2 separate regions of the Homo sapiens genome follow, and region 1 is linked to region 2. Evidence: chromatin loops called from intact Hi-C (ENCODE). Cell type or tissue: Caco-2. All regions are shown on one strand. Links, peaks and the distances in the headings refer to the core of each region. The heading gives the core; the rest is flanking DNA. Region 1 overlaps ACSS3 (acyl-CoA synthetase short chain family member 3). Region 2 overlaps ACSS3 (acyl-CoA synthetase short chain family member 3).

Region 1 (16,256 bases), core at 3,063-11,062, 110 kb before region 2:
GTGGCCGATGTCCGCTCATTGCAAGCTCCGCCCCCTGGGTTCATGCCATTCTCCTGCCTCAGCCTCTGGAGTAGCTGGGACTACAGGTGCCTGCCACCACACCCGGCTAATTTTTTGTATTTTTAGTAGAGACGGGGTTTCACCGTGTTAGCCAGGATGGTCTCGATCTCCTGACCTCGTGATCCGCCTGCCTGGGCCCCCCAAAGTGCTGGGATTACAGGTGTGAGCCACCGCGCCCGGCCATATTTTTTAATCTTCCTGGTAACTCTATTAACTAGATGATAATATTATTACTATTTTAATAAAAGAAGACTCCAGTGAACATGGAGATAAAGTAACTTTCTCAGTTTGAAAGTGCCAGTGTCAAGATGCGAATGCATGCGCTCTGACTGCATGCTTAATCCCTCAGCTATACTGACTCTTGGAGTGGTGTGATTAATTTGCATGCAATTGTCTTCTTAAAATTTTGAAGAGTATTTAGGCCAGAAATAAAACTATGCTTAGGAAAACAAAACATGAATATTCTAAGTAGATAAATTATTCTGTGATCTATGAAGGAAGGGAGAACAGTATAAGATATCAATGAATACAATTTACCGTACTTTTCCTGTAACTTTGAACTCATGATCACCTTACTTCTTCACCCAAGCAAATCTCTAGCTATTTATGATAAGACCAACTTGGGTTTCTAGCAGATTAAATTTTTTTTTTTGCAGAAGTGAAATTGCAAGACTGCAAAGAATCATGTGCAATTAATTTATAGAACTCTTGACAAGTTTTCTTTGAAAATACTTAAATGACAAGATATGAGAACAGAGTGTTAAAAATATGTCATTTTGATTACCACCTAGCAATTCCCATTACCACATTAAATTCCTGTGTAAAGTTTTAGTAGTCTGTGGTTCATGAACTGCTGCACTTAATGATTTTAATGTTCTTATGATCTTGAAGAAGAATTTTAAGTTTCTTTCAGAAGACCTCAAGCACTTTTTTTAAAAAAGCTTCTTTGCTGTTTAAATCAGGCAATGCAAAATCAGTAATATAGAAGGCTTTGGGTAAGAACAGTTTAGAGGAATGGCAGGAACACACACACAATGTATGCATATGTGAGTATATGTGTGCTGTTTACATTACATATACTTACAGTATATAAGTGCTGAACATGTAATTTGTTCAGAACTTATGATGTTCTAAGTTCTAGGCCCAATGCTAAGTACTTCCAAATATTTTTTCTTATTTAATTCTAACAAACAAATGAAATACATGCTGTTTCTAGCCTTATTTTGGAGATAAAGAAACTGAGTAATGGAGAGGTCATAGCCCAAAGTCACGGCTACTAAGTGGCAGAACCAGGATTTAAACTCCAGTTTAATGATTTGTAACCAACAAGATATATGCTATTTCTTTCACTATAAACACATTGGATATGTGCAAGTCTCTTCTCTTTTCTTCTTAATAGAGATTAACTGCCTGCTCCCCTCCAATAACTAGCTTACTTTCTCAGCTTCTCTCTTTTTCTGCAGGCCCTTTCCTCTATTGTGATATAGATGAGGGCTGTAGAAATCTCTTGTTCTTTCTATTAGACCTGCTGTTTTGGCAGTAACTAAGCCCAGTGGAATGGCTTTGCTTTGAATTTAGAGAGACACAAATTATGAGGCTCAGTGGTGTGTCTTATTAACCAGGATTGCATTTTTGTAAGAGGAGGTAAAAACTTGGCTGCCACACCTAAGCCTCAGGCAAACAATGATGGAATCAAAGGATATTGCATCAATCACCCCTATGCTCTCCCAATACCGCCTTTTAAGAATTATAAGAATTAGGAAAGACATATCTATAGAAGTAAATGCATATATGTGAAAGTGTTTTTTTTCCTCTGTTTCTCAGATCTCCTTTGCACATACCTCTGTTTCTTAGCCTGAAGAATAACCATTTATTGAAGTCCTAATTTCATTAGAGTCCTATCAAAATTATCAACCTGTAATTATTTTTGTGATCCTCAATTTGATGTTTGTATTTTGCAGTGTGATGATTTTTATAGATCTCTGTGTTGTCAAAAGTTTGATAATTTGCAATTAGTTGCTTTTATCCATTGTATAAATAGAAATGGAAACGTATGATTTGGTCATAGTCAACTATTTTATTTATCTAAATGGCAGAGCCAGTACCTATCAGAGTGGGGCTGGAGAAAGCAGTTTGGCCTGAAACTTCAACTTGATACAGGGTCTTCGATTCAGCTATAAATGTGTTAGCTATAAATGTGTTTATTCATACAGGTATCATATTCATACAGGCATCATATTTGTGATATTATATTGAAGTATTAATTGGTAAATGTACCTATTTAAATATATGAACAGTTTTTACAACCCTGATTAATGTATTAAGCAGCTTAGAAAATGGAAGTGGCTTGTCTTTTCTAAATTTTTCAATCTTTGGGCTTATCTCAGGAATCACTTTAATGAAATGGTTACATACATCTCTAGATAGTAGATCTCATTAACTTTCATTGAGTGTTATATAACTTTGCTTGTGCTTGTGCTAACATGTTCGCCAATTATAAACTTCCTGATGTGTGATCTTGAGCTCAGCTAACATCTAAGAAAAAAACTAGGCTTTTAATGGGCATTAACTCTACTTAAATAGCTGTAATTCCCCATCAGAGTAACTTTTCCATCAGCCACTTCCCTGCTTTTCACCCATCTGGCCATTTCATTGTCACTGTTTTTAAAAAAGACTATTTAATTTCTTTAAAGGAGTATCTGTTTAACTCATGACTCTATTATCACAAAGTTTACTAGAAGGAGGAAAACTTGGATTGTATTTTAGATATATCACAGACTCTGACTAAATTTCAAAACTGGATTTTAGTCTTCAAAAAGGAATAGTAGAATTCTTCCCTACTCCTGAAGAAGAATTAATGTTTTCTTATTTGGAAAGGTAGCTGTGGTATTACTCCTAAAGGCCATTGTATGAAGAGAAATTTTAATAGCTTAGTTGACACATCATTGTAAAGATAATAAATGCAAAATAAAATAAATAGGCTATGAAAAATAAAAATTAGTTTATAAAGTTATTAGTGTACATACATCTATAAAAACATGAAACGTTATTTAAGCCATGAGTGTTGATGGAAACATTACTGCATTATACTGAATTTCTAAAGGATATCTCTAGATTTAAATGAAACATGCTTTTTTGTCAGTTTAGTTGAAGTGAATATAAAACTTTTGGACTTTTTATAAACATTTATGTTAAATCATGAACTTGAACTTTTTAGTCATAAATCTGATGTTCAGTGCCATATAGGCCTAGATTTTCAGTCAGATGCTCAGACTTAAATAGATTTAGCTACTTTTTGTTCTCTTGATTTAATCTCCTTATTACAGTACATATTCTTATATTTTTGCTGTGTAGGAGGCGGTTCCTTTGGCTCCCGGTCGTGACCTTGATTGGGATGAAGAGATGGCAAAAGCCCAGTCACATGACTGTGTTCCTGTTCTTTCAGAACACCCACTGTATATTCTTTACACATCTGGCACAACGGGGTTACCTAAGGTACTCACTCTCTTAGAGATAACTATCTATAGCAGTAGATTTACTTTGCACCAAGAATGTTTGATCACTGACTGGAAATGTTTGCAGACTTTACTTTGAAGTTTAGAGAGTTACTTCATTTGCTTTTATTTTTTTTTCCTGTGCCCAGTCTGGAGTGCAGTGGCGTGATCTCACCTGACACAGTTACTCCATATCTTAAAGAGATTTTGTGTTTAGTGCTAAATATAAAAACATTTATTATTTAACATCAAATATTTTGCTCTCATTTCTTCCAGAATTGTCTCAAATGCTAGAAATATACAATTGCTTTAGTAGATGTTTAATTGAATATCAGTTGGTTTAATAACATTATATAAAAATATATTTTAAATAAAATATTTTTATTCTTTTAGATTGAGGTATAAGTTTCATGCAGTATAGAATTGATTTTTTGATCTAGGGGAATTCAATTATTTATTATGAATGTGATTTTGAGAATTGGCCTAGGCAGTTTGAACAGAGGCAATTTATCCAAAGTATTGAACTATTTGATTTACAGCATGGAAGACACTCAAGGATTTTTAAATCTGTTTACCATGAAATGTGTTTTTACAAAGCAAAGTTGAAAGCATCAATATTCATTGATGCGTCAAATAGCAACAAATACCACTTTTGCCTGGTATCTCCAAATAACACTGTTTCTTCATAGACCCTTATAAAAGATAACAGTATCATTTTCCTTACTCATCTTTATTAGGTGGTTTAATATTCATTGAATTGTAGAATTTTAGTAGGGGACGGGACTTTCATAATCATTCTCTTCCTTGAGGACAGTGGCTTCTTTATTACTGTTAGATTGCTATAGCATCAGTGTTCTGAAAACTTCATTTCTTAATCTTCTTAGAATAGTGGTTCTATTTGATTAGTTAGCTTTTTAAAAGGAAATTTAAGATGTTCCATATAAACCTTGCTTGTGAAAAGGAACACTTTTGGTAGGGTAATATATTCTCTCTGAGGACACAGGTTATGTTTTAGTATATTTTGGTCTACCATTGTGCTGTATGTAGTTGGTGCTCAATAAATTTTTGTTGAATTCATACGTAGATGCATGCACATGAAGATATTTGTTTCATTGTAGAATTGAAGCCTTATGATTTTGTTGCAACTCTAGTGACTTGAAAAATATTTCTGCATATTGAAGATTGGAAGATTTATTTATTGAAGCATGCCATATAATCTGCTCGACATAATTCTCAACCTCCACTTTTTCCAGTTCTGCCTTGCACACTAGCCACCTGGAGTCCAACTGAACATTTGGCTATAAAATAAGAGGGGACTCAGCAAAGTTATGATCTAATATAAAAGTATCAACTGAGAGAAAACTCCTGACCCTGAAAACACAGTATAACTTAATTTTTAAAAAATTTAGTTTCTTAAAAGCCTGAAGAAATCTTATAAAAACATTTGTGCTACCTCAAGACTTTAAGTCACTGAAATTCACTGTGACCTGGAATGGGATCTTATGGGAGGGGCAGAAGAAAAGGTTTTCAGAAATTAAAAGCTGACTTGCCAGTGTAGTAGAAATCAAATAAAAGCAATACACAGAGCATTATATTGAAAAGTGGTTCCAAATAAGGATGGACCCTAGCTATTCCAGGTTTTCTTTTTTTTCTTTTCTTTTTTTTTTTTTTTTTGAGACAGTCTCCCTCTGTTGCCCAGGCTGGAGTGCAGTGGCGCGATCTCGGCTCACTGCAAGCTCCACCTCCCGGGTTCACGCCATTCTCGTGCCTTAGCCCCCCGAGTAGCTGGGACTACAGGCGCCCGCCACCACGCCTGGCTAATTTTTTTTTTTTTTTTTTTTTTGTATTTTTAGTAGAGATGGGGTTTCACTGTGTTAGCCAGGATGGTCCTAATCTCCTGACCTCGTGATCCACCCGCCTCGGCCTCCCAAAGTGCTGGGATTACAGGCATGAGCCACTGCGCCCGGCCCAGGTTTTCTCTGAGAGGTTCTTTTCTGGATTCCTTTCAATGCCTAAATGGAAGATCCTTTGATATTTCTATCATCCTCATTTTCCTCCTAATGTACCATCCTGAGACAATCTATTTCAATAAATTTGAGAGGGCTTGAATTGTGTGGAGATTTCTGCATCACAGTGAATTTGACTCAATATAATGTATTTGTATTGAGTGCTCAACAGATACAACTATGAGTAAAGTACAGTCCTTCTAGTCTAGTGAGATTGAACTAGGTATGAACATAGGTGATGCAAGATAGAAGGTGATCCTTTAGTTGGGAAGATAGGTGACTACACACAATGGAGACAAAGAAATTAGTTTTCAGGCTGTTTAATTAGTTTGGGACTTTACATAGGACAGCATGCTTAACAGGGAGGAATCAGATTTGGTTCAAAGTTAGGAGTCTAAGACTTTGAGAACATATGAGGGTGCTTTTGAATATTCACTGAAATAGAATCAGAAGGATGGTTGGAGGCTAGGGAAACTAAAAGTCTTTGACATACTCATCATGATGTGTCTTCAGGACATTTAACATGAAGATGCCCAGTCAAGAGTTGGTGATGAGAGTCTGAGCCCAAGAGTTACACATATGGGGTTGGAGATAGACCCTTGTAGGTCACTGGGGTACAGGACTGGTGATTAAATTGTGTGCGTGAGTGGGCTTTGCAAAGTTAACACATACAGAATGGCAAAAGAAGGTAGTTATCTCTTTAGGTCCCTCTTCCTTCCAGTGGACTTTAGGGTTGAAATTGCTTTAAATTTTACATTACCAACAGACCTTCATGGCACTTATTTTAACCTATCTTATAGATATTAGTTTTTATGGCACTTATTTTAACCTGTCTTATACATATTAGTTTTTATTTATTTACTTTTATAACAATGAATGTTCTCTGAGGTCTTAGAATATACATTATCCTTTTTGGATCCACTGTAGCACTAACATTAAAATTTGACCCAGGTAGAGCAGAATATTTGTTGAATGATCTCTTACTTCTCTAGTAAGCCAGCTTCTTGGACACCTCCTTATTCATACAATTCTCGTTTCATTTTTCATAGGTATAATCAGGATTAATAGTACCTAAAATCTTAATATGGGATCCACAGAATGTAAGTATAGGAAAAATAAACACACATGCATTAATGGAGCATTTAGATATAAATATGATGTCATCATATGGTTTGTTTCCTCAATCCTTGATCTTCATGAGGAAAAATAATGTTGTGAGCTCATAAAACTCTTCTGCCTAAAAATGCTTGTTTCTCAAATATAAAACACACATAAGGCAGTCTGTTCTTTGGTTAGAATTTGTAGATACATTTAAAGCATATTTGCATATCAGCATTTGCCAACCCTGGAGTTGTCAAGTTGCTGTATGACAGGTTAATCTGTTAGCTGCTGTAAATATTCCAGCAACCACATGTGAGCTTCTTTGCATACATTTCTGTTTTGTTGTGGGCTTCTATTCTGTTTGGTCTGGGTGCCTATATTTGAGATAGTTCAAAGCACTACATGATAAAAGAATCCCTCATCTGGATCAGATGTCCTTTTAGGTATGGGAGATTTAGTGATTATAATATTTATCTTGTTCAGTTTGATATCATAAAGGGATCATGATAATATAAAAAGGAAAAATGTTCAGTGTCAAAAGAGAACAGGGGGAAAGAAATCAAAAGGAAAAGATTGAAAAGAAAGCATGACAAGAAAGTGGTAGATAAGGCCTTTTGTCCTGATGGGCACTTACTTCCTGCCCCAGAAAAAAAAAAGAGTGAAAGTCAAATAAAAAACAGCAGTGAACTTTTTTGTTTGATCTGTGGTACGCTCTTGCAGTTAAAGTGCTGAACTGGTTGCACCCTTGCCCCTTAGCTCACAGTTGTTCAGATCGACAAAAAAATTATACAACTGCCAAAATATCCTCCATGGACATAGCTTCAGAATCATCTGAAAACCTGTATCAAGATATTTCATGTTTGATGAAATATCCCGAATAGAAACTTTTTATGCCTTCTAAGAAGATTCAAGATTCACTAAGTTCTACAAGTGTCAAGGGTTTCTCCTGAACAAAGAGTGTTTGTTGAAATAATTGCATTGTTCACACGGGTTTATACACTAAACTGTTCACTCATTTAGACAGTCAACAAATGTATTAAATGCCTATTCTATCCCAGACACTGTGCTGAAGATACAAAGATGTTGTCCTCACTGTGCTCAAAGTGGTGGAGAAGGCACAGCACTAGGTGGGGATATCAGTCCTCTGATGAGGTTTGCAGGCCCTGAGGGCTGTGAAAGAGGACCTGAAAGACATTTGACACAAATAACAGGATGGGGTGAAACTTCCCAGAAGAGGTGGTATTTTTGCAATGTCTTGAAGTACTCCTGGTGAAGACATTGGAGTTCATCAGGTTTAGAAAAGGGGTGGAGGCTTACTCTAGAAAAAGGGGATGCCATCTGTCAAACCACTGTCAAAACAAGGTTTAGTGCTGACGTGTTAGATCTTTTAAACAATCAGAACCATTCATTTTTTTTCTCTGACGCCTGCCATCATCTGGTGATGGGTTTCTTTTCTTTCCTTCAAATAAAATTTATTTTCCCCCTTTATTGTTTCTTGTCAGGCTGAATTGATACACACACACACACACACACAAACGCACACATGTATATATATATGTATACATACATATACATAAGCATATAAATATGTACACATGCATGGATACATGCATATGTTTACATGTGTGTATGTGAATAGACATTTTACATATGTAAATATATATATATATTTGCCTTGTATGATTCTTTATTACAAAATAAATGATAGAGGGACTTAATGTAGGAAATAGGAAGTTTTGTCATGTACTCTAAGCTTTTCTACTCTCAGTATTTTGGGATTTGCCTGTCAGATATTTAAAGACCATTAAAAAAAAAAACTTATATTTTTACAATGAAGAATCCCAAATTCTTAATCTTACCACACACTTCAGGCTTCCCTCCTCTTCTACAACACCTATTGTTACAATTGCATTTTTCTTTTTCAAGTTGTGGCAGCCAAAACTGCACACAACATTTACACCAACATGTTTTCTGTTTTACTTTAATAGCCCCATTTATGACAATCTGTGAGTTTACTTGTCTTCAAAAGTAGCTCAGTAAGCTGGAAATTATAAAGAACTATCTGTGATAACTTTGTGGTCCTATTTCTGAGTAACTAACATTCACCCTTTACTTTTACTTGCACTGATTGGATTTTTTAAACACCATAAACATTGTATTTGTCCCCCACTCCCAAAAGAGAGCACCTTCATATTGCTTCCATTGCTATGTCTGAGATAGGATTCACTTTCATGTCTTTATTCAGGGCACAGAGTGCTAGTCCCATCTGGATATTTTTCAAGTTCCGCAGACATCTTTAAGAATTATGACTGATCCTACCAAAAGATCGGAACAGCATATTGGCAGGTTACAGGGTTTTTATGAGAATATATGAGATCATCTAGTGACTTTACTTTTAAGGTAGGTAGAGTATAAGTACATAGAGAGGCCAGGCGCAGTGCATCATGCCTGTAATCCCAGCACTTTGGAAGGCCGAGGCGGGCAGATCACGAGGTCTGGAGATCGAGACCATCCTGGCTAGCACGGTGAAACCCTGCCTCTACTAAAAAAAAAAAAAAAAAAAAAAAAATTAGCTGAGCCTGGTGGCATGCCTCTGTAGTCCTGTAGTCCCAGCTACTCGAGAGGCTGAGGCAGGAGAATCGCTTGAACCTGGGAGGCGGAGGTTGTAGTGAGCAAGATCGTGCCACTGCACTCCAGCCTGGGTGACAGAGCAAGACTCCATCTCAAAGGAAAAAAAAGAAAGTGCATATAGAAGGTAATAATAAATAATAGAGATTCGAAAGACTAAAATGAAGAAGGTTTGTGTTTTAGGGGTAAGCACTGGTATTGAGTATTTTTACTTCATATTCAGATATACTGTAAAAGTGCTATTTTTAGTTTACAACTAAATTTGCTTAGTTATAGTATAATGGTTTGTTTTCTGGAGCATAATTTATGTGTTTTCAGAGGCTGAATGGTGTTTCTCTTTTGCATTTTAATTATCATTACCTGGAAAATGTGATTATAAACAGGAAACAAAAATGCTTTATCATCTTATTTTTGTTACAAATTAATATTTATGCTAAAGAAATTCTCTTGAAATGTAACCTTCGTGTTTTTTATACTTTCAAACCTCTTACAAAACGTGAACCTGGAGAATATGAAACCATGCATTTCTTTTTTCTGCACCATATCAAATACTCAGAAATTTGAAACTGTATTATCTGAGCATTTGAGAGGCAAGACCAAATTGCAGATCTAGAGTCTAGATTAATAAATGGTAAAAAGATGCTTGATTAAAATTTTTATACTCATTCTTTAAAAAATAAAAGTAAGTGGGTATCAAAGACTAACGAAAAACAGAAATTACGGCTCTTCTCACTCCTTCAGCTTCATTTTAATTGTTTTAAATGAGAATCTTTGACGGCAACCTCTAATTATTTTGACATTTATGCCTTTTGACTGATAGGAGCACAGGGTAAAATAAAAAGCAATAATTGCTAGAACCAAGGAAATAATATTGTTAATGAAATTTTAAATTTTAGTCTTTACAACTTTTAATGCTTTTTCACGCATGTTCTCATTTTTAAGTCTCTTTTTTTTGGTCAGATGGGTTTAAGTATTCACTAATTTACAGACAAAGTGACATTGGTAAATGTCGTTTGAAGAAGTACTCATCTGAGAGGTAAATAGAAATTTGTCAACTTATCCTTTACATTTATGTTTCAGGTTTTACAATTGAATTACTACTCAGTTATGTCTTCCCTTACCTTTTATTTCTGGTCATCATTTCTAGTCAATGCATCTTACCCTCTGTACCATATGGTCTAAACATTTACCTAGTTTTAATAATGTTTAGAGTTACTGATAAAAATGGGTTCTAAATGCAGGGACATGTAGGATGGAGAGAAAATTTTAAAACATGTTTAATTGAAATTATTACTGATATTAAGTATCACCATCTGTCATAACACATGGACAGCATATTGTCTACAAAAGCTACTTTTTCTAGTCTGTAAAATGAATAGTTTTTATAAAGTGTTTGCAAATTGATTAATATCAGATTCATCAATCTGTTGAGCCATAGGAAAAGATCTTCTCAATAGAACAAACTAGCAAAGTGCATGGACGATAGGATAGGATACAGTGGAAAAATAACTGTTTCGTTTACATGGGAAGGTGCACGTGTAAAGCCTACTGGCAGGGGGCTTAGAATTTCTAATGTTCCCATGGAGATCAACAGGGCCAGCTGCATGCTAACCATGTCATACAATCTAGAAAATAGCTCTCAAATACCAACAACACTGCATCTGATATTTGCTAAGAGACCAGGTGTTGTTACAGGTGAATAAAATAATGTTCCACAGCATGATGCCTATGTTTTATTAGTGGCACCTGAGGAGAGCAGCAATGTTAGTAACTAACGGAAAGTCAATTTCTGTTTCATTTTCCTGATTTGTGTATGTGTGTTAAGGTGCAGAGCTATGCTAAAAAGCATAACTAATAGCACAGTTATTGATTAGATCCATGTTTGCCCTTTCATAAAAAACAATTTTTTTTGCATAAGAGCAGTTATAATTGTTGTACTAAAAGATGCTTCAAAATACATGTGAATGGAATATACCTTCTATCTCTTAGCAGGTGTTCACCTACTCATTCTGAGTATTCACTCAGTTATGTCTTATTGGGCCAATGATGATTAATGTTTTTTAAAACAATAAATGAACTTAATTATTAAATTTTCCATTAGTTCTTATTTATGGTGACATTTATACCCAGTGTTCAAATATTAATCTTTCATTTAGGTTGAATATGGTCCCAGTGTTGGGGAGAGCTATTTGAAACTGATTTGTGAAAACTTTACTACAATGATATAATGATCCCTACTTTTGCCCAAAATGCAATATAAGACAAATTTTTTAACCTTAGATTCAACTCACTGGAATTCAGCCCTAAGAGTTCTAGAGTTCATAACTAAAGAATTGCTCAGCTTTAAAGTGTGCTTGCATGATCCTCAGTGAAGCGTTGTAATGAGATTCCAGTTAGAATATGACTTTGTTTCCTCCAAGCAGCTATTATTATTTAATCATCTTAAGAAATAGAGGTCCTTATGTTAGTCTGCATTTGAGGTGTATAACTACATTTTACCTTTCTTCGCATTAAATTTTGTTCTGGAAATATGTCTGAAAATGTAGTGTTGATAATGTGTGGTGCCATTAGAAAAGTTTGTATTGCATGTAATTTTGTGAAATCATGTTTTCTTTAGAAGACTAATAATGTTATGTGAGAATGGATTCTAAAAATGGCACTAATGAGGACAAATTATTTTGTGTTGACTATTGAAGGACCCAAAGAAATAATGATTCAAAGATAATTTTATAAAAGCCAAAGTAACTTGTAGCTAATATATAAAATACTTTTGACCAGGAACTTTTAAAGTGGATGCTATGAAGATAGAGAGTGTTTTTACACATTGTTTATTGATTTTAATTTCACTTTTTCTCTCCTTAGGGTGTGATTAGGCCCACTGGGGGATACGCTGTCATGCTACACTGGTCAATGTCTTCCATATACGGACTTCAACCCGGAGAGGTAATCGTGGTTTTAAATTTACATTACATGACATTCTCTGAATAAAATATATTCATTTTATTATCTTATTTTTTAGGTGTGGTGGGCAGCTTCTGACTTAGGCTGGGTTGTTGGACATTCCTATATCTGCTATGGACCTCTTCTTCATGGGAACACAACAGTTTTATATGAGGTAATAAAGTAAAGTTAATACCACATATAAATGATATTTATTTTATTAAAACTTTTCATGAAGCAGTCCTGAGTAGGATCAGAAAAATTGGGGTGGGGACAGGGGACATTATTATATCTTCTTCCAGTTAAAAATATAATTTTGAAAGGGAAAAGGATATGTAGGAAATATTAGCCTGTTATTTAAATTTTGTTGAACAGTCAGAATTAAATTCTGAAGAACATACAAAAACAAGCTTTATATCTATCCCTAACATTTCTAGAAATTATTGGCAAACTGATACTGATTTTAGAGTCCTAGAAAATAGTTATCATAAAACAAGCAATGTAGATTCACCTTTTTTATTTTCATAGGATTAATGGATTTCCAAAGTCATGTTGTCTCAATTTTAAATAAATACTTTCCTTGGTTTCTAATAAAGCTCTGTGTATAAGACATAGGAATATAGACTGACCAGATTTATACCTGAATAAATAACTGTTTAAAAATTCGATGAATATATCAGTGTCACCTAGGAATAAGATTTCTTTGCATATAGGAAATTTACTTCATATGCCTATTCCATTTAACTTTATCAATGTCTTGTATAAAGACTTAGAAAACATACCTATCAGATCTGTAGAAGATCAAAGTCTTGGAGGGATAACTAATATGGTAGTTTGCTAAATTATCATTCAAAATGGCCTTGGACTTTTGGGACAAATTTAACAAGATGGAAAAATACATAAATATTTACAGTTCTATATTTAAATTAAAAAATACAGAAATGAAATAGGGAAAACTTGGGTTAGTTGTAGTTTATGTAGCCAAATCTCTGGGTATTATAACATCCATAACTTAAACATAAGCTGTTGGTAGGACTGTTTTTAAAAAATACTTACCATGTGCAATGATGTAATCTTACTTTACTCTTCCACATTTGAAAATTTGTATTCAGTTTAATTGAGATGATAAAAAAAATCACTAAATTACTAGAAAGCATCTGAAAAAAGGGAGTAGCATGGAAATAATGTATACAAGAAAGAGGTGGGCTGGGCATGTTGGCTTATGCCTATAATCCCAGCACTTTGGGAGGCCGAGGCAGGTGGATCACTTGAGGTCAGGAGTTCGAGACCAGCCTGCCAAACATGGTGAAGCCCTGTCTGTACTAAAAATGCAAAAAATAGCCAGACCTGGTGGTGCATGCCTGTAATCCCAGCTACTCAGGAGGCTGAGGCAGGAGAATCACTTGAACCTGGGAGGTAGAGGTTGCAGTGAGCTGAGATCATGCAGCTGCACTCCAGCCTGGGCGACAGAGTGAGACTCCATCTCAAAAAAAAAAAAAAAAGGTGAAGAAATTGGGAATGGCTAGTCTGACAAATAATACACTTAAAGTGCAGATATTATAAGTATATTTTGATGTTTAAAAAGTTGCTACATATAAATTATGTAGTCTTGAATGCGGAGTTACAGAGGGTTATATTTTGGGAATAATCAGAGACAAACTTAAATGCTTGGCAGTAGAACAAATGGACAACTTCTCAAATATAAGGCTCTCTCTCACATAAGTGTTCTGTCAATACCAGACAAGGATTGTGAAGTAAAGGGAATTTTATATGTGGGGTGTGGAGAATAGTATTAAGTGATTTCAAGTTAATTTGCACTCTTAAATTTCTGCAAGTCAATGAATTTGAAAACATGAGAGGCCATTCTCAATCTTTCTGGAATACTCCAGGCCTCATCATCACTTAAAGGCTATTTGTGTTCTTTCATTTTTAGCTGGCTGATTTTCTGTCTCTGAATGCTAAGAAATATTAAGGTAGACTTTGACACAAGTATTAAACCATCATATACTACTCTACACTTTTGTATCATGCTTTTATATCTTGCGGACTTGATATGCATTTGGGAATTCATATACTACTCTGCAGCTTTTGTATAGTGCTTTTATATCTTGCATACTGAATGTGCATTTAGGTATTTGTAATAATTAAAACAAAATAATCTTGAGAAAACATTTTGTACCATTGTCTTTGCAATATAATGTTTTTAATTTAAAAAATTATTTCTCTTGAAGTAAACAAAATAAACCTCTACACTGAATAGTTATTTTGAATTGTGGCATTGCTTACATAAATATGACAAAGCCAAAGATGCTAACATATTTTTGGTTATAAGCATTAAGCTGCTTTAGAATTGAGATACATACATATTTTGCGCTATTTACCATGGGCTTTTATTGTTTCTCAAGTTTATTTGAAACATGATATTAACACTGTGATGGAGGGTTGTTTGTTTCTATGTTGGAATGATTTGCTCAAGAAGAGTGTAGATGCTCTATAAATATTTGTTGTGTGAATAATTGACTGAAGTAAGCTACTATTTAAAACCTTTTCTCTGCCCTCTGGCTTGTTTTCTACAACTTATAAATGTCTTTGACTTTCTCTGGTCACAAAACCAAGTCTTTTAGACCTTTGCCTGCTTCAACTATGCCATCTTTATTTTCTTCTCCACTAAATTCCTTGAAAAAATATCCTGCCCAGATTCCTGAACCTCATATTGTTTCAGTTATTCCTCATCTCACCGTAGTCTGATTTATGTTCACATCATTTCATAGAAGCTGCTGCAGCAGGGGTCACCAGTGACTTCATAAGTGACAAAGTCAAAGGGCCTTGTTTAATCTGATTTTATTTTTTCTCTTACTAGAGTTCAGCCCTGCAGACCATTCCTTTAGGTGATCCTTTCCTCTCTCTTGAGCTCCAGGCTCTTTGGCTAATGTTCATGTTGTTTCTTTTTTCTGGTGTGACTTTCCTCCTGTCTTTCCTTTCTTGGTTAACTCCTACTCTCCTTGTAGACTCTGCTTAGATGTTATAATTTCTTGAAAGTTTTCTCTCACGTTCTTGGGCTGTGTGCAGTGCCCCTTTTTGTGGTCCCGTTGCTTTCGAGCATATGTCTGTCACTGAGCTGGCCACACTATACTGAAATGATACATTTATGTCTAGAAGAGGGTATCATCTCGAAGAGGATAAAAGCCAGTTTCACAGCACAGTGCATAGCACACACTACACAATTAATAAATACTTGTGGAACTAAATTATACTCTACTCCTCGTTTTCTTTCTTCCATCCTGACAGCTTGTTCTTCTTTTCTTCTCTTTGTTTCTTTCACTTTGGTCCTTAACATTAGAGTTTAGCAGGATCATAGTCTTTGCTCTATTTTCTTATTCTGCTTACGTTTCCTGGATAATCTCCAAGCAGTTTATATTTGAGGATCATTAATTAAATCATGGCTTCTAAATCCCCTTTTTATATCTGCCTTTCCTGCTGAGTACTAACCTATTGTTAGACATCTCTGAATAGTCTGTGCACATCTTATGCCCAAGATGACATGAACTGAGTTCTGTATCTCCACCCCACCCTGCAAACCATATTTCCTTCAGTGCACTCTGTGTTTCTGTTAATGTTACCTCCATTCATGCAGTAATGCAAACTGAGAATCTGCAAGTGATTCTTAAGTTCATTTTCCTTGCATCTCACACTCTGCTGGTCATTACAGTTTGTTGAATCTACTTATTCAGTACTTATCAAAAGTGTCCTCTTTTTTCCATGCCTCTTGACATGTATTCAGGGCTGATATTCAGCTCATGCACAAATATGTCATGTTGACTTATGTCCATTCTATGTTTTGGCTTCTGATATGATGTGTGCCTATACATTCCAGTTACATATTTCAGGTTATCATTAGATACACTTCTCTCTTAATATTGATAAAACAACAGACAGAAAGTCAGTGAAGATGTAGAAAAACTTGACATCATCAACCAACAAGATTTAATTGACATTCATAGAAAACTATTCTCGACAGCAGCAGAAT
Region 2 (16,256 bases), core at 4,530-12,529:
CAAGACATATTTCAACGCTTTCCCTTTTAATGATTCAGTTGTTGAAATCATCACTTGGCATGCAAATAATATTTATGGGGCCAACATAAAAAGCTACCACCCTTCCTTTATGGCATTTTAAAAACTGATAGATGAATAATATTTGATTTCACTCAGATATGACACATAATTCTTGAAAATGATTTTGCGTCTCATAATTTTTAAGAATTTATCTGCAGTAGGCAAAAATGGGAAACTGTAATATTATATTATAGGAAATGTTGTATATTTCTTCCGATTTTAAAATACTCCTTGCTTTTATAGAAAAACAATCAACATTTTCCCATCCGCTTCTAAAAGCACTAAGACTAAGGACAAAAACTTAGTAAAATTTAAAATAACAAAGTGAAAGAGTGGCAGACTAGATGTTTTGACATTAAATTTAGTTAAAACTCTAGTCATATTGGTTAGGTGACAAAATATGTGGGTGATTTATTTTTTAACAGTGATTTGAACAGATACCTTGGCATTTTAGGAACTCAGGTACAGAGAGTCATGGCACCAATAAACACTAATAATTTTTGACGATTAAAACTCTGGTTAGCCAAGAAAAAGAGATGTTCTTCACTCATTAAGGGAATACCAAGTCAGAATTCATAGCATCTAACTTTCCAAGTCTATATCCTATCTGGTACAGCAAAGTATTATTTTTCATGACTAATGACTGACTACAGTAAGTACTAAAACATATATCTGGCAGTAAAAGTTGTCTCTCTGATCTCACCACATCTTTTTATTCTTACTATCACGACCTTAACCTACTGTAGTATCCTTTCAGGTGGTTTTCCTATATAAGCTGTGTCACCCACTCTCAACAATTCTTTATTTATTTTCCACGATGAAACTAAAATAAGTCTGTGCTTTTCAGAATCCACTCTGAAGTGAAAGAAGCTAATCTGAAAAGGCTACATACTGAGTGATTCCAATTATAACATTCTGGAAAAGGACCTTGAAGACAATATAAAGATCCATGGTTGCCAAGGGTTAGGGGAAAGGGAAGGGATGAATGAGCAGAGCACAGGGAGTATTTGGGTCAGTAAAACTATTCTGCGTGATACTATAATGGTGGATACCTGTCTTATACATTTGACAAAACTCAGGCATGTACAGAGTAGACCATAATGTAGTAATGTAAACTATGAACTAGGATGATAATTGTATGCCAATTTTGGTTCATCAGTTACAACAAATGTATTGCTCTGGTACAAACTTTTGATAATGGGGGAGGCTATGTATATGTAGTGGTAAGATGTATATGAGAATCCTACTTTCTTAGTTGATATTGCTATGAATCTAAAACTACTTTAAAAAATAAACATAGCTGGGCGTGGTAGCTTATGCCTGTAATCCCAGCACTTTGGGAGGCCGAAGCAGGTAGATTGCTTGAGCCCAGGAGTTTGAGACCAGCCTAGGGAACATGGCGAAACCCCATCTCTACAAAAAAAAAAAAAAAATACAAAAATTTAGCCAGCCATGGTGGTGTGCACCTGTAGAACCAGCTGTTGAAGAGGCTGAGGTTGGAGGATCACCTGAGCCTGGGAGATTGAGGTTGCAGTGATCTATGAACATGCCAGCGCACTCCAGCTTAGGTGGCAGAGTGAGATCTTGTCTCAAACAAATAAACATACAAACAAACATAAAAACCCGATATTAAATCTGCTCTGATCTTGCATCTCCTTCTCAACTACTGAAAATGATTTATCACCTTCCCAGGAATGCTAAAATGAGTTGGAAGTTCCTAGCACAATACCTATCCACCTCTGTAACTCCATCTCCTCCATTCTCACTCTTTTTGTTCTCTGCTTTCCAGCCACATTGGTCTCTTTGAGGTATGAATGGTGCCTATGAAGTCCTTCCCCAGGGTTTTTGCCCCAACCCCTTCTCCTTGCCTAATAAATATCTACTCATCCTTCAGATCTACTCATTGTTATTTCCTAAAGAAAAAGTTTTTGAGGCCCATATCTTTCTGCAAAATTGGTTGCTTTTGCTGTATCTTTCATATAAAAAAAATTCCCCAGAGCCCTTATCACTTTTGTATTTAGACATTTAGAATAGATATTCATAATTATTTATTAATATCTGTCTCCACTACTAGACTGAAAGCATCTTGAAGCAATACGCTATTTTTGATCACCCCTGAACCCAGCGAATGTTTGCAACACAGGAGTCATTTAGCAAATATTCATTGAATGAATGAATAGAAGAAAGAACAAGGACTGCCAGATGTGCTGTTGGTTAAAAGTTTGCTCACTGTTTTCTCTAGCTATTAGAGCTAGAGAGTCACTGAAATAATGATTATTGGGGTCACCAAAATAAATGTTAATCTTTCAGAAAAAAAATTTTGAATATGCATTTTTAAAAGTCCCGTCACCATATATATATATATATTAACCCTAAGCGTCTGTATTTTATGTGGTTACTCAACTCTGTGGGTTTTTTTGATTTCAGATAGATACCAGCTTTGTGAACTTAAAGCAAGCAGTATGAATATAGTTCTTCAACAGTGGGGATTATCTGATGTCAGGGCTTCTCTCCATATCCAGCCTCTTGCAAGTCCTGGAAAATCATCTCTGGGTGGGTGGCCACTAGAGGAATTTCATTGTTCACTAACAGACTCAGAAATAAAGTTATTATTTAGCCATAGGGCAGCCTCGGATTCCTCTGGAAGGTATGCCTATGGCAGCCAGCATTAAGACCAAATCGCCATGAGGCTGCCTGTTTACAGAGGTTTGTTTACATACAGTATCCACTACACATTTTCTCTGACTTCATTAATAAACTGAGACAAAGAAACCATTTCCTTACTTTCCAGGTTAGCTGAGCAATTTATCTTAATTACTGTCAACCTTTAGTGACTACCATGGGGATTCTAAGCATTCACTTCACTAGTAATGATGTAAATTACTTATGAATTTTCAATAGGCAGCCATGGATTTTTGGCTTGTCTTACATGCACTTTTTTCCCCAACTGAAATTATATGTGTTTGTATATCTATATCTGTATCTATATCTATATGTTGAATATACATATATGGTAAATAAATGTATTCTAAATGAATGCCTTTCCTTATTACAGTCAATCCTTTCCCATGGTACCGTGGCAGACTGTGCTGTTGTTGGCAAGGAAGATCCCTTAAAAGGTCATGTCCCCTTAGCACTCTGTGTATTGAGAAAAGGTGAGAGATCTTTTTCTCCCTGATTGCTTGGGACCTGAATAATTAACTAAGGTTAATTCAGTGCTTACCATCTGAACTTTCTCTCTAGATATAAATGCAACAGAGGAGCAAGTTTTGGAAGAAATTGTGAAACACGTTAGACAGAACATTGGCCCTGTGGCTGCTTTTCGAAATGCAGTGTTTGTCAAACAGCTACCCAAAACCAGATCTGGCAAGATCCCCCGATCAGCTTTATCTGCCATTGTCAATGGCAAGCCATACAAGGTAAATTATCAAAGATATTTATTCCTGGGTTCTAAGATATTTTTCTTCATTTCTTTGGCATCAGCAAAGCTCTTAAAAATGGTTCTCAAATGTGAATTGCATCTCTAGAAAACACATAATAGTACTATTTTTTAATGTTAAGGGAGAGATTATATAGCCATTCCTTCTGTAGGAATGAAGGTTTTGGAAAGAAACTCAGATTAGTTAAGAACATATGCTTTGATGATAAGAACCAATGTGTGAAAATATTTTTATTTATTTATTTTAATTTAGAGATAGAGTCTTGCTTTATTACCCAGGCTGTAGTGCAGTGGTACAATCATGGCTCACTACAGCCACAAAGTTCTGATCTAAAGAGATCCTCTCACATCAGTCTCATAAGTAGTTGGGACTACAGGTGCATGCAACTGTGCCTGGCTAATTTTTTTCTTTTGTATTTATAGAGGTAGTGTTCTCACCATGTTGCCCAGGGTGGTCTTGAATTCCTGGGCTCAAGCGATTTGATTGCCTCAACCTCCCAAAGTGCTGGGATTACACGCCTGAGCCACTGCTGCCTGCCAAAATATTTTTTCTCTTAGTAATTGTCAGTTAAATTCAAACAAATTTGTGGAAACTTAATCCTATTGAATTAAAAGGTACATTTTCCTTATTATAGTAATTAATGGCAATTAGTGAATGAGAAAGCAAAATAATTGAGGCTAGCGGCAGTAGATGTTTAAAATGCTCTAACTGATAAATGCTAATTTTGTAATTATTTTAGGAAATCTTAGGCTGATTCAATCATATGTTTTAATTTGTGTGTACATTATGTGTGCAAAGATATACCTATTTTTATCATTAAGATAATAAAAGGCAATGCAACAGTAAGGAGTAGTTATGTGAACAAGTGACAAAAAAGAAACATTCTTTCTACAGAAATATATAGAAGACTCTTAAGAGGAACTCCAACTCTAGAGAAAATACCATCTAGGTCCAATAGTTTTGCTAACTGAACTGTTTATTTTTTTACTCTGGAAAGCTACAGATGAGTATTAATATATTAGGTTCAAAGTTCCCTATTTTTAAACTTTCCATATGAATATTACAAGACAATGGGGAAAACAACATTGCATATAATTGTTTAATTATAGAAAGAGTAGAAGAAATTCAAGGAAGAGTATTCACCTGACCCTAATTTTTTTTCCAGATAACTTCTACAATTGAAGACCCCAGCATTTTTGGCCACGTAGAAGAAATGCTGAAGCAAGCATAATGAGTTTGTCTTATTCCTATTTTGAGTTGATTTAATTTCTTAATTGAAATTAAATTATTTGAGTTGTTTCTCAGAAATAAATATTTCAGTAGAAATTACTTGCAAAATGAAATGTGAATTGTAAAACTTGGCCTAAACAAATCTAATGAAAACATGTGAAAGACCTGTGCCTTTTTTTTGGTTTGACCCTGTTAGCATTGTTATTAGTTATCTATAACATGGCTTATTGAATGTCATCTACTGCTTTAGGAAAAACGTATCTAGTGTATTATTTTTAAAATTGTACCTCCCAAGAAGAACACTTTAATTGAAAGCAACACTAATATAGAGCCACTTCCTGAAACCAAGAATCTGTAGTTTTGATCCAAAATCTAAAACTTAAAGTCAGAAAATAATTAAAATTTTTCTTGTAGAAATTTTAGATATTTTCTAGTATTCTTTAGATGCTCACATTGTTTTAAATAAAATAGATGAAATGGGAAGTTTAGGTAATCATCTAGACAGATGAAATTATTATCTAGGTAGGAGGGCTTTTCTATACATTTTCTGAGGGAAAGCAGAACACCGGGGTTATAGCTATACCTTCAGGTCTTTTGTTACTTAGGCAAGGAAAACCACATGTCTGACCTGGTTCAGCATGTAATCCGAGCACTTTGGGAGGCTGAGGCAGGCGGATCACTTGAGGTCAGCAGTTTGAGACGAGCCTGGCCAACATGGTGAAACCCTGTAGCTACTGAAAATACAAAAATAAGCCAGGCGTGGTGGCGGGAGGCTGAGGCAAGGAGAATCACTTGAATACAAGAGGCAGAGGTTGCAGTGAGCCAAGTTCCCCCACTGTACTCCAGCCTGGGTGACAGAGTAAGACTCCATCTCAAAACAACAAAAACAACAAAAAAACCACATGCCTGGCGGAGAACAAAGAGATCATTTAGTCCAATCTCTTCATGGAGATGAGGGCTCCTGGGAGCCCCTCTTCATGTCTCAGGTTCTTAGTTGACTATGTTTATCCAAATGATTCCAGATTCCTGTGGAAACAAGGAATCGATGTACAAATGGGGTAGGGTGGCAAGGAAAACTCTTAAGAGAGAAACATCAAGGTTTTCACATTAGGTTAAAGACAAGAAGGTTTCTAGGCAGGTAGTGTAATGTCTAGGTGATTTTGAAGTGAACTTAAGCCACTAGGTTTGAGGGACAAAGGACAGTAGAAAATGGTGAAGACTGCAGATCACCTGCTATACCTCAAGGAGCAGCGGACCCAGCAGAATATGGCCCAAAAAGGAGGCAGGTCTCCTGTTGCAAGAGCCTCTGTTTTTTTAAAGAGAAAACAAAGAATCCTGGTTTTTATGTGAAATCTCTAATTTTAAAATAATAACTCATTAAAAATATTGTAATGTCCAAAAGTATCTTTCCATTTAACTTCTAAAAATCTCTTAAATGTTTTTTTTAAATAATTGTAAAGTGAGTTTTTGTTAAGCTTATAGGAATGGGCCAGTTAACTAAGGTAGACAGATGTAGGAAATTAAATATTTGATTTACTTAGGGATCTATATGACATCAGTTATCAAAGAATACATTTTAACCCAAAAGTATACCATGCTCATTGTATCTTTGATCGTTCTTCAAGTATTTCTCAATCTTTTAATCTATCAGGAACATTACTATCAAGAGCAGATTGTTGTAACATAATACTCAGGATACATGAAATGTATGTGAGAGATAAATAGATAATAGAAAGTTTATTGTTATAAAAATGACCTACAACTTATATAAAAAAATTCTGAAAATGTTGACTTTTTTTGGACTGAAGACTGCAAAATAAATGGCTTCTCAAAGTAAATTCCTATTTACTTAAATTGCCTTCTTGATTGTTACACCTGGAAAAATATATTCATCTACTTTTTCCTTTTAATTATGTTAGTAGACTGAATTAAACCAGCTACATAGACACTCTCTCATTTGAAGCTGTTGGGATCCTTGAGTTGCCTCTTTCATTGGTACGTTTTATCCATTGTCACAACTGTGGTCTTCATTAATAACTCATTTTAATGTCTTAGGAGTAGAATGTGTTTCCTTATTTTTTTTCAAATAAGAGTCAGTTAATTTGAAATGGCAAATTATTTACCTGAATGTGTATCATTGTTCATTTGCAAGGTTTAAGCTCAGGCAGATCCAATAATTAGGTAAAGGTTGCATCTTTGGTCCTCTTGCACATTTTTTCTGGTAATCAAATCTGAAGCGACATCTCAGCAAGCAGACTTGGGTTATTTTCCACTAGGATGGGAATGGAAAACAGTGCTGGAGACTGGGGAAGTGGCTATTTCCTGTGTCTCACTGGGGAATTGCAAGATCAAAGAATGTTGTTACTTTTATGTGATGAAAAAATAGGGCAAGAAAGATATACCTGAATCATCAGACTGCTTAAAATTTGGGAGGAAAAAATTCTATTTTACTACTAACCATAAATCACTTTTGCTAGATAGTACTTTAAAGATTCTGAATTAAATGTATCTTTAAAAACAACAATATAATATTACTAAAAAATGCAGACATACTTAAACTTGCTAGAATAAATTCTGTGAGGTCTTCGTTTGGTATTTTCATAGGATTTCTTACTGTTAAGTTATTGGAAAATGAAAATATAAAGTGCTTTCAGAAGTTATAGTATTTTCCAATTCATTGAATTACTTTGCTTGTGAAAATATATTAAACATATTTAAATGAGACCTATCCTACATTTAAAAACCAGTTTTGTTTATATAAAATTGTATTTGAAAGGTCCTGAACATTAAAAATGTGAAAATTTATAATGTTGATGATCAAAAGTAACGTGTTGAGACTCTGAGCTTAATCCATTAAATGGATTTTAGAATCTAGTAGAAGTTATCTTTCTTATAAATTAAAACATATTTTATGCTTCTTTTTTGAGGGAAATACCTGGATCTTTTGCATCACTATATGTTAGTGTCTATTATAGATGATTAATCTTTCTAACTTGATCTTTAAAAGAAAGAAATTGATTTTAGTGATTGAGTGTTATATAATAGTAGATACAAATCTAGTTATGGCATTATAATGTCGTAGTTCCTATATTCTATTTCATTTCTATGAATCAAGATGCCCATGTTTAGATGAGCTTAGAAAGCTACTTCTCATTGTTCCTACTCAGGCCACATTTTTAGAAAAAAATTTTAAGATCACTCCCATAAGCAAGTTTAGATCTCCCTCTTGTGGCAGACTCAATTTTGAAGCTAAATATTTGGGTCACCCAAAGAACACATTTCCTGATAGTTTAAGTAAATTGTCGAGCCTTATGTGACTAGAAAACAAAGCTTAAACAGAGAACTGGAATTATTATTTTTTTTATTGACAATGGAAAGGGTTTCTGTTATCATTACCTTTTGACTGAATCTGTTAAATAAAAATAGACATCAAAACAAATGTAATGTACGTGCAAACATAGCAAATTAAAATACAGAAAAGAAATTACTAATGACAGGTCTTGCGCTTAATAAGATCAAGCAGCAGAAAATCAGCAGTTAGATAAATGGTATTATTAAATAGGCTTTACTTTGAATCTCCCATATAAACAAAGAATAAACAACAGTAACACCACCAAATAAAGCCACAGGGAAGAGATTACTCTTCTATACTTTTATACACTATATATGTTAATCATTCTGTCTTTCATTTATTTCCTCTGATAAAACTGACTTCAGGGAAGTCGCAACAAGGCCATCTCGGCTAAAAGCTTATAACATTAGACATGAGTCTGGCTAATGCCCTGTTACATTGACAAAAGGGAAAGGTATCTTGGGTTTCGTTTTCTCTAGTGGAAATGAGCCTCAGACTCTGCGGTGGTTGACATTCACTGTCCAGTACTGGCTGGCATTTCAAGATATTTGAATGAACATGTGGTTCTTAGTAAAGAAGTTTTTTTATCTTTTTTTTTTTCTTGGTCCACAGGTAACAAGAGAAGATTATGGTTTTTTAATATAAATTTTTAAATAATTGCTTTTGACCCTTGTAAACAGCTTGGCTTTGTTTTGTATTGAAAAGGAGATCAAGCCATCACAGTGCTATTTCTAAAGATATAGGACATCCCTGATTGCCTTTAAAGCTCTATTTTTGGCTCCGGTTCCAGGTTAAATCATTCTTTTTTACATGATCAGAGGCAGGTTGTTCAGCTTTAAGTATTGACAGACTTGAAGGAGAAACACGTTGAAGCATGAAACATGCTTCAAGGAAACATATTGATTTGACTATTAACAATCCAAAAACTGTAAAAATGGTGGAATGGTAAAATACAAACAGTACTTGGAATTGTCAAATGTTTGCACTCGAGACTCCATGAACCATATATTTTATTTTTTAAAAAATCATATTTATATCCATTTACATAAGACTTACACATTTAAAAAGAAATGCACGGTAATACATAAATGCCTAGTATATTACAATAAAACATGAAAAACAACTGGCTTCATTTCATAAAAGCATCTGTTGTACAGAGTTTATGATGTAGATGATGTTTATTATTCAAATGACTTAAGCATTTTATTACAATTTGTAGTAAACTAATCAAATGTAATATCTGACTCCCCCCAAAAATCACATTTTTCAGCTTTTAATAAGTCATGACGTCATTATTTCCTTAGAATTCAGTTTTCACAAAGGTTTTCACTGCTCGTCTTCTTAGATGGTAGTGCACTTTAGGTAGAGTAGACTGAAAAGACGCCATCTAAAATATACAATGGATAGCATTAGTTCACTGAAAAGTCCCAGACTGGGAAATCTCATTCTACTCCTCTGTGGTGTACCTCCACGCAGCCTGCTTACTCCTGTCCTAGAAGATCATGAGAAGGAAATCATCTAGGATGTAGCCAACAGCCGTATGTAATTAACATTTGCTTTTCTCCAATTTGGTGCAGGGGAGCTTAACAAATAATAGAATTTGCTCAACTTTGTGGAAAGTATGGCAGTAATGTAAACAAAGGTAGTTATGCAAAATGTTAGCATGCCTTCTGAAAAATTTACAACTTGCTAATTAATAAATTGGGTTGAATTGACCTATTTCATAATGTAGATTTATATTCTAGTTCATATATTTTAGAGTTCTTAAAAAATACCTTTATTTGTTACAAAAACATAACGATAATAAGTCACCTATTGTAAACGTTTGTGTCAGTAGTATGGCATTGCTGATTGTTTTCAGCCATAATGTACTTAGAAAAAGCTCACAATTGCTATTACTGACACAAAAGAAACAGCAAGTAGTATGCTCTGGATTATTTTAATATCAAAAGTGTTGTTGTTTCACCCAAACAAAAAATGGTTGTCCTAGATTGAATTATTGTAAATGAATACTGTTATCCCAATTAATGGTAAAAACTAGGAAATATGAACTAGAATGTCATGCACAAAAAACAGATTGCAAATAGAGTAACTCTACCCATCACTTAAGAGCTAAGAAGCAAGCACTATTGAACATATTAAATAGTCATTTGTAAATTAGTGAAGTGTTCATTTCCTGAAGAAATTATAATGCTATGTGTAGAATCTAATATAAACAGTATTTTGGGAGACCTCTTATTTAGCCAAATTATTATATACTTTAAATCATGTCTAATTAGGTGCCAAATTATATACCATAATTAAAATTTTAATGTAAGGGTTGTACATTCTGAAATTAAATCTCTTATCGGGATGCTTTTCATTTTATCAGCTTCAAATAGTGATCCAAATAAGGCAGCATATCTGCTCCCATCCTAAGCCCAAAAGACCAACAATAAATTGTGTGGCACTTTTAGTTCAAGGCAATGAAAACAGCACAAGGTGAGTTGTTCCTCTGTCTATAACTGTTTTCTCTTAACCCTGTGCACACATTTTGTTCTAAATATCGCTCTTAAAAAGTATTTTTCTAAAATATTGATTCATCGAAAGTGGTTAAATATTTTGGTAAAGCATAGTTTTAGGTTGAAAAAAAATTATGAACATTTGACATTTATAAATCTAAGAAACCACAGTTTTACTATTAAGACTGTTTTTCAATAAAACCTCATTTTTATATGGATTTTAAAGTAGCTTTCATTAATTGGTATTTCCTTAAAATCAAATGCTTGGTATTTATGGTTACATAGGAAGGTTTTGTGCTGGTCCTATTCTCCATTCTTAAAGTAATTTTATTTTGTTCCTATATGTCTTAAATACTTAAAATTTATATTTGTTTTTAGCAAGTGTAAATCAGATTGATAAGAAACAATGTAATAAAGGTTTGAATTTTTCACAGTTTCTACTATTTATTTATTGATTTATTTTAAGACGGAGTCATGCTCTGTCACCCAAGCTTGAGTGCAGTGGCACCATCGCTCACTGCAACTTCTGCCTCCCAGGTTCAAGTGACTCTCTTGCCTCAGCCTCCCAAGTAGATGGGATTATGGGAGTGCAACACCATGCCTGGCTACTTTTTGTGTTTTTAGTAGAGATGAGGTTTCACCATGTTGGCCAGGCTGGTCTCTAACTCCTGACCTGAAGTGATCCACCTGCCTCGGCAAGTTTCTATTTTTTAATATGAAACCATCTCTAAATCATTTTCCTGTCTGTTGCTATTTGACTCGGTGAACTTGCTTAAATCCCTATCCGCTACCTTGGCTTCCTTATATAAAATATACACTTAAAAAGATAGGATTTTTTAAAGTGCTGAATTATTATCAATAAAATGCTAAGTTACTCAACAGGAAATGGTACTAAAAAGTAGAAAACAGTGTAGTGGCAACCCATTGATGTGTAATAATACAGTGATAGGCCTCCAACAGGCAGACCTTAAACCACAGGAGACAGATGGTGATAGGAAATGCTAGACTAAGTGTTACAATATGAAGATTTCTTTTTCCCCTGAAGCAATTCAAAAGGGTTATCTCATTTCTGTACTGCTAGGGCATACCAAAGAGTATAGTGTATATTTATTAGTCTATGTAGGTTCCATTTTTTTGTCTTTTTTTTTTTGTCAGCCAAAGGGAAACTACTCACAGCAGGTCAGTGCTGCCTCCTTTGAGTGGCTGGTCAACATGAGTATGTGCGAACAGTGGAGTTGTCTAACCTCTGCAGTCTTGATGAAGCAACTGCAAATGGAGAAAAGGGCTTTAGAGGGACTTGGATGATTGAGTACAAGATTTCAGATGAGAAAGATTTATTTTCCCTGCATACAGGGATTCCGAACATATTAGTAGACCTTCTTTCTCTCAGATATAAGCCACTCACATTCCTCTTCTCTAGATCAAGTTCCTAATGAAAATTTATCCCAATGTAAATGACCTGAGCTTTTGAGTTGTTATGTATTCTTCCTTAGATAAAATCGGTAACAAGAGCAGCTCCCGAGGGTGCTTCTGATTTTGATATGGAGATTGCTCTTAGAGAACTCATTATAGTGGATTTTTTTTCCTTTCCAAGTATTGAAGAACTTCTACACTAATTGTAATGATGTTAAATTCCTCATGAATTTCGCTGACATGTTCCACCGTATTAACAAGTTGTAAGAAATGTAGATCAAGATCACAGTTTATGTTGGAACTAAATTTGAGTTATAATAACTGTGACCTTGACAAGAAATAATGATGCTAGGTGATTATCTTAACAAATAGCATGGGACTATTTTTCTTTAATGCCTCCCAAACAGAAATAATTTTGTGACTACTATTTCAAAGTTGTCTCTCCTCTGGAATGACTTTTCTTTTGTAAATTAGATAGCTTAAGTCTAATGTCCACAGAAGGAAATAGTAATTGGGAAATTACTGTGTTTTGTGTTTCTTTAATTCTCTTCTCATGTTCATGGCTTGTTTATTTAAGGGCTTCTGCTTTGGCTAGAGGGAAAAATATTTGATGAGTGAATTTCTAAGATGACATATAAAACTCGCAGTATTTAAACATGTAGGGAGACAGTGGAGTTAATTTCCATTTACTATGGATCTTTAGTCCAAGTCCAACCTCTAACTTAAACAAATTGTTAATTTTGGGAATAGAAGACTAAAGAAACACAAATCCTGCCGATGTTTATTGTTCCTCCTAGAGGTGGACATTAACCAAATTGTTCTTTTTGGGATGTTATAAATTATTTTGAAAATGTGAATAAAGTGCCATGAGTTCATGCAATAGCAGTGTAAAAAGGAGTCTGGTTTGTGATGAGAGCAAAGTAAATTTCAAGCAGAGCAAACCAACTCAAGAAAATAATTCCAAAAAGCAAGGTCAGAGAATTATACTAGCTTTGGCTAAACAAGCTTTTTGCTTGATAAGCAGCAATGCAAAACTACTGTACCATCTGTTGTCATTTTTCTTGACTGCCCAGAGGTTGTGGTTAACCTAAATCCAGCTGGTAATGTTTCTGAGGACCCAGGCATCATGCTGATTCCATGTACTTCACGAGGAGGAAACTGCCTTCTCCAGGTTGATCCACGTCTGAAGTTCTTGTCATCACTCTGCCAGTACAGTTATAAGGTGATGTTATGAAAACAAGTAAACTAGTCCATGTGCTTAAAGCTCTGTGCTTAGAAACATGTAACATAGATTATTTACATTTAGTCTGTCAAGTATACGTATGGAATCACGCTTTATCAAGATAGTTAGTTCTATGATTCCAAAACAAGACTATAGGAGATTTGATATATAAATTTTTAAATAAAACTTTTCATACAATTTCAAATTTAAGGTCTGACATCTATACAGTAAATATCCTTGAAAGCCTAAAATAAGCAACCAATGTTTTCCAAAATAAATATTGTATATACATTGTTCCACTTTATGCCGACGGGTTTTATGGAAAGAGATGATATACTTAATTGAATCAGTTGTTGAGTAGACTACATTTAACTCACACACTTGAATGAAATGACTTCTATGTACACAAATACAATGTAGGTATTTATTTTGGGGAAATCTATATTTGAGATGGCATGGCTAATATGAGACACTGTAGCCTATTATAATATCTGTACAAGAAACTCTAAATATGTGATTTGTGAAGTTTTAGGTGACACAGAATTAACTTGCAATTTGTTGAAAAATCTGTGTAGCCTGGACACCATCCTTTCAATAAGTACATGTGGTCTTTGGGTACCACCGAAAGCATAATATTACCCTGGTTACATTTTAATAATGTGTATTTTAATATACACAGAGGCAGAGAGTCACATCCCATTTAATTGGCCCAGTAGACTTTTTCTCTAGTTCATTACTATCAGGAAGCAACATCATACCCCACATAGGCTAGTGTCTCTACTTGGACAGATCCTAGGGTGAATCCACATTTTAGAATGTAGCATAGCAATTACATTTTAATTCTGGTTGCTGATTTTGTTATGCCTTAATAAAATAATCTCTTCCTTCTCTTTGTGTACATAAAGTACTTTTACAGACATAATTATTTTCCTCCAAATTGGCAAGTAGCAATATATAATTCAGCAGTCAATGAATATTCTGTGTCTAATTCCAAGGAAAATATGAATCATTCCACATAGGTCTTGTCTTCTCATCTCACTGTTTCTTATCTAGGGAAGGACTATCTATGCCATAGATAGGTATAGCCAAGTATATGTTGTGTATCCTAATATCTCATTTGATTTCATTCTGGCATTTGGAATAATAAGTCTATATTCACTCAACATAGTAATTTGTGCTATGTTATAGTGAATAATTCTATAAGGTAGGCTTTGTAGACTGCTATATTAATTAAGGGACATTTAAAGTCAATCAGGGAAAAATAAAATCATTTTTATATAATAACATATATCCACTGTTTCAATCCTTATCATCATTAAAATCTACATTTTGTTTCAGTGTGGTAGCCATTTTGCACATTAAGAGATGTCCGCTACTCTTCCCAACTGCTGTGTTTTTCATTGCCCTAGATCTCCAAATGTGTGTAAATGTAGAAAAGAAACAGAATTTCACAGTTGCAGCCTCTACGACTTCTTGATTCTTGGAGAAGTTTTTGCATTAAGCATAAATAGTCTTCAGTTTTATAAAACACTATGTTACACTGTAGAGCTACACAACTCCTTACAGTGTCGTAGCTAGGGGCTTAAAAATAAGCCAGTTTTGGCTGGGCGTGGTGGCTCACGCCTGTAATCCCAGCATTTTGGGAGGCTGAGGTGGGCGGATCACCTGAGGTCAGGAGTTCCAGACCAGCCTGACCAACATGGAGAAACCCTGTCTCTACTAAAAAATACAAAATTAGATGGGTGTGGTGGCACATGCCTGTAATCCCAGCTACTTGGGAGGCTCAGGTGGGAGAATCGCTGGAACCCAGGAGACGGAGGTTGTGGTGAGCCGAGATCACACCATTGCACTCCAGCCTGGGCAACAAGAGCGAAACTCTGTCAAAAAAAAAAAAAAAAAAAAAAAAAATTGCCAGTTTTTAGAGTTAAGCGTTTGAATTATGATTCCTGACTTCTGTTCTTTCAACATATTGTTACTGCAGAAAGTTGATAGAACTATAAACAACAACATCATGGGGAAAACTTTTCATGAGATAGGGTTAATTCTTTTAATTGGGGTCAAAGTCTGTATAAGCTTGTTGACACCTCTCAGATTATTTCAGTGGAATCTGAATGTGATCAGCAAAACCGCAGAAATAAGTCCACTACTGTTCTAAGTAAGTTGGCTATTTTTGCTCACACTAAAAAATAAAATAAAATTGAACAAAAGAGACTAGAGGGTTTAAATGACAAAATTCTATTTTGTGCTTTTAAAAATAAGAAAAAGCAGCAGCATAGTTTAAAGACAACGAGTCGCATCTCGTTTAATTGGCTCAATAGACTTTTCTTCTAGTTCATTACTATTAAGAAGCTACCCCACACCTGGACAGCTCCTAAGAGAATGTAGCAATATGACAACTCTTCAATAATTTTTTATTAGAAATTTTTGCAACTTATAAGTAAGAATAATTGTATTTTAAGATGTATGAGTTTATAAGACTACCTTTTTGAATCAATAATTTCTAGTAAGGATTTAAAAGACTGTCATGCAACTTATAAGACGAGGCTTTTAAAAATATTAATCATTATGCTGATTGAATAAGAGCATGAATTTATCAGAAGTTAGCTGAGTTCAAGACTGTAGAACTTATCTCTCTATAATCCCCACCATAAAGGACAGAGTGGATTTTATAATACCAAGATTATCTGTCCTGCCTATTTGAATATAGAATGATTGGTCCATATTTGAATTTGCTGAGGTCTTCACAAAATAATTTTAATCAGCTTGTCTTTGTAGTAAGGAACACCTGTACTTTGCAACACAGAATTATGCATCTCTTTATTTTCTATTTCATGCTCAGGTTTCCTTCCCACTTCTTCCAGAAAGACCCTGTAGAAAAACTCAGAAAGACTATTAAAATGTCTACAGTCCACAGCATTTGCTGATATCCCTTGTATTCATTCATCTCGGGAGGCTACTTACATGTTTATTATTTTCCAAATAACTTAATATGCACATATTATATAGCGATTCTTATATTCAATATAGCTTTCAAATTC

Evidence for each region. Hi-C counts contacts between places; a loop is a spot of excess contacts. Peaks named below come from ENCODE experiments on the same cell type or tissue, not always from the same donor. Only the 100,000 strongest peaks of a DNase experiment are listed, where the experiment ranks them.
Region 1: a loop joins it to region 2, with 16 times the contacts of the local background. A loop is called at or near these places in 6 of 110 quality-filtered maps.

What each region holds. Positions count from the first base shown.
Region 1 is chr12:81,139,693-81,155,948 of GRCh38, forward strand. ACSS3 (acyl-CoA synthetase short chain family member 3) reads left to right here. Exons shown (of 16, transcript NM_024560.4): 5 at 3,415-3,555; 6 at 12,152-12,232; 7 at 12,309-12,404. Among named protein-coding and RNA genes, the nearest start is that of MIR4699, 11 kb to the right of the region's middle. In Caco-2, for the core only: no CTCF peak of the experiment used is centred there; DNase peaks (open chromatin) are centred at 3,489 and 7,809.
Region 2 is chr12:81,250,192-81,266,447 of GRCh38, forward strand. ACSS3 (acyl-CoA synthetase short chain family member 3) reads left to right here. Exons shown (of 16, transcript NM_024560.4): 14 at 3,116-3,215; 15 at 3,304-3,479; 16 at 4,666-11,019. The coding sequence ends at 4,731. It overlaps PPFIA2 (PPFI scaffold protein A2), which reads right to left. Exons shown (of 33, transcript NM_003625.5): 31 at 13,040-13,199; 32 at 11,758-11,849; 33 at 7,784-9,469. The coding sequence ends at 11,791. Among named protein-coding and RNA genes, the nearest start is that of PPFIA2-AS1, 21 kb to the right of the region's middle. In Caco-2, for the core only: a CTCF peak has its summit at 7,957 (motif pointing left); no DNase peak of the experiment used is centred there.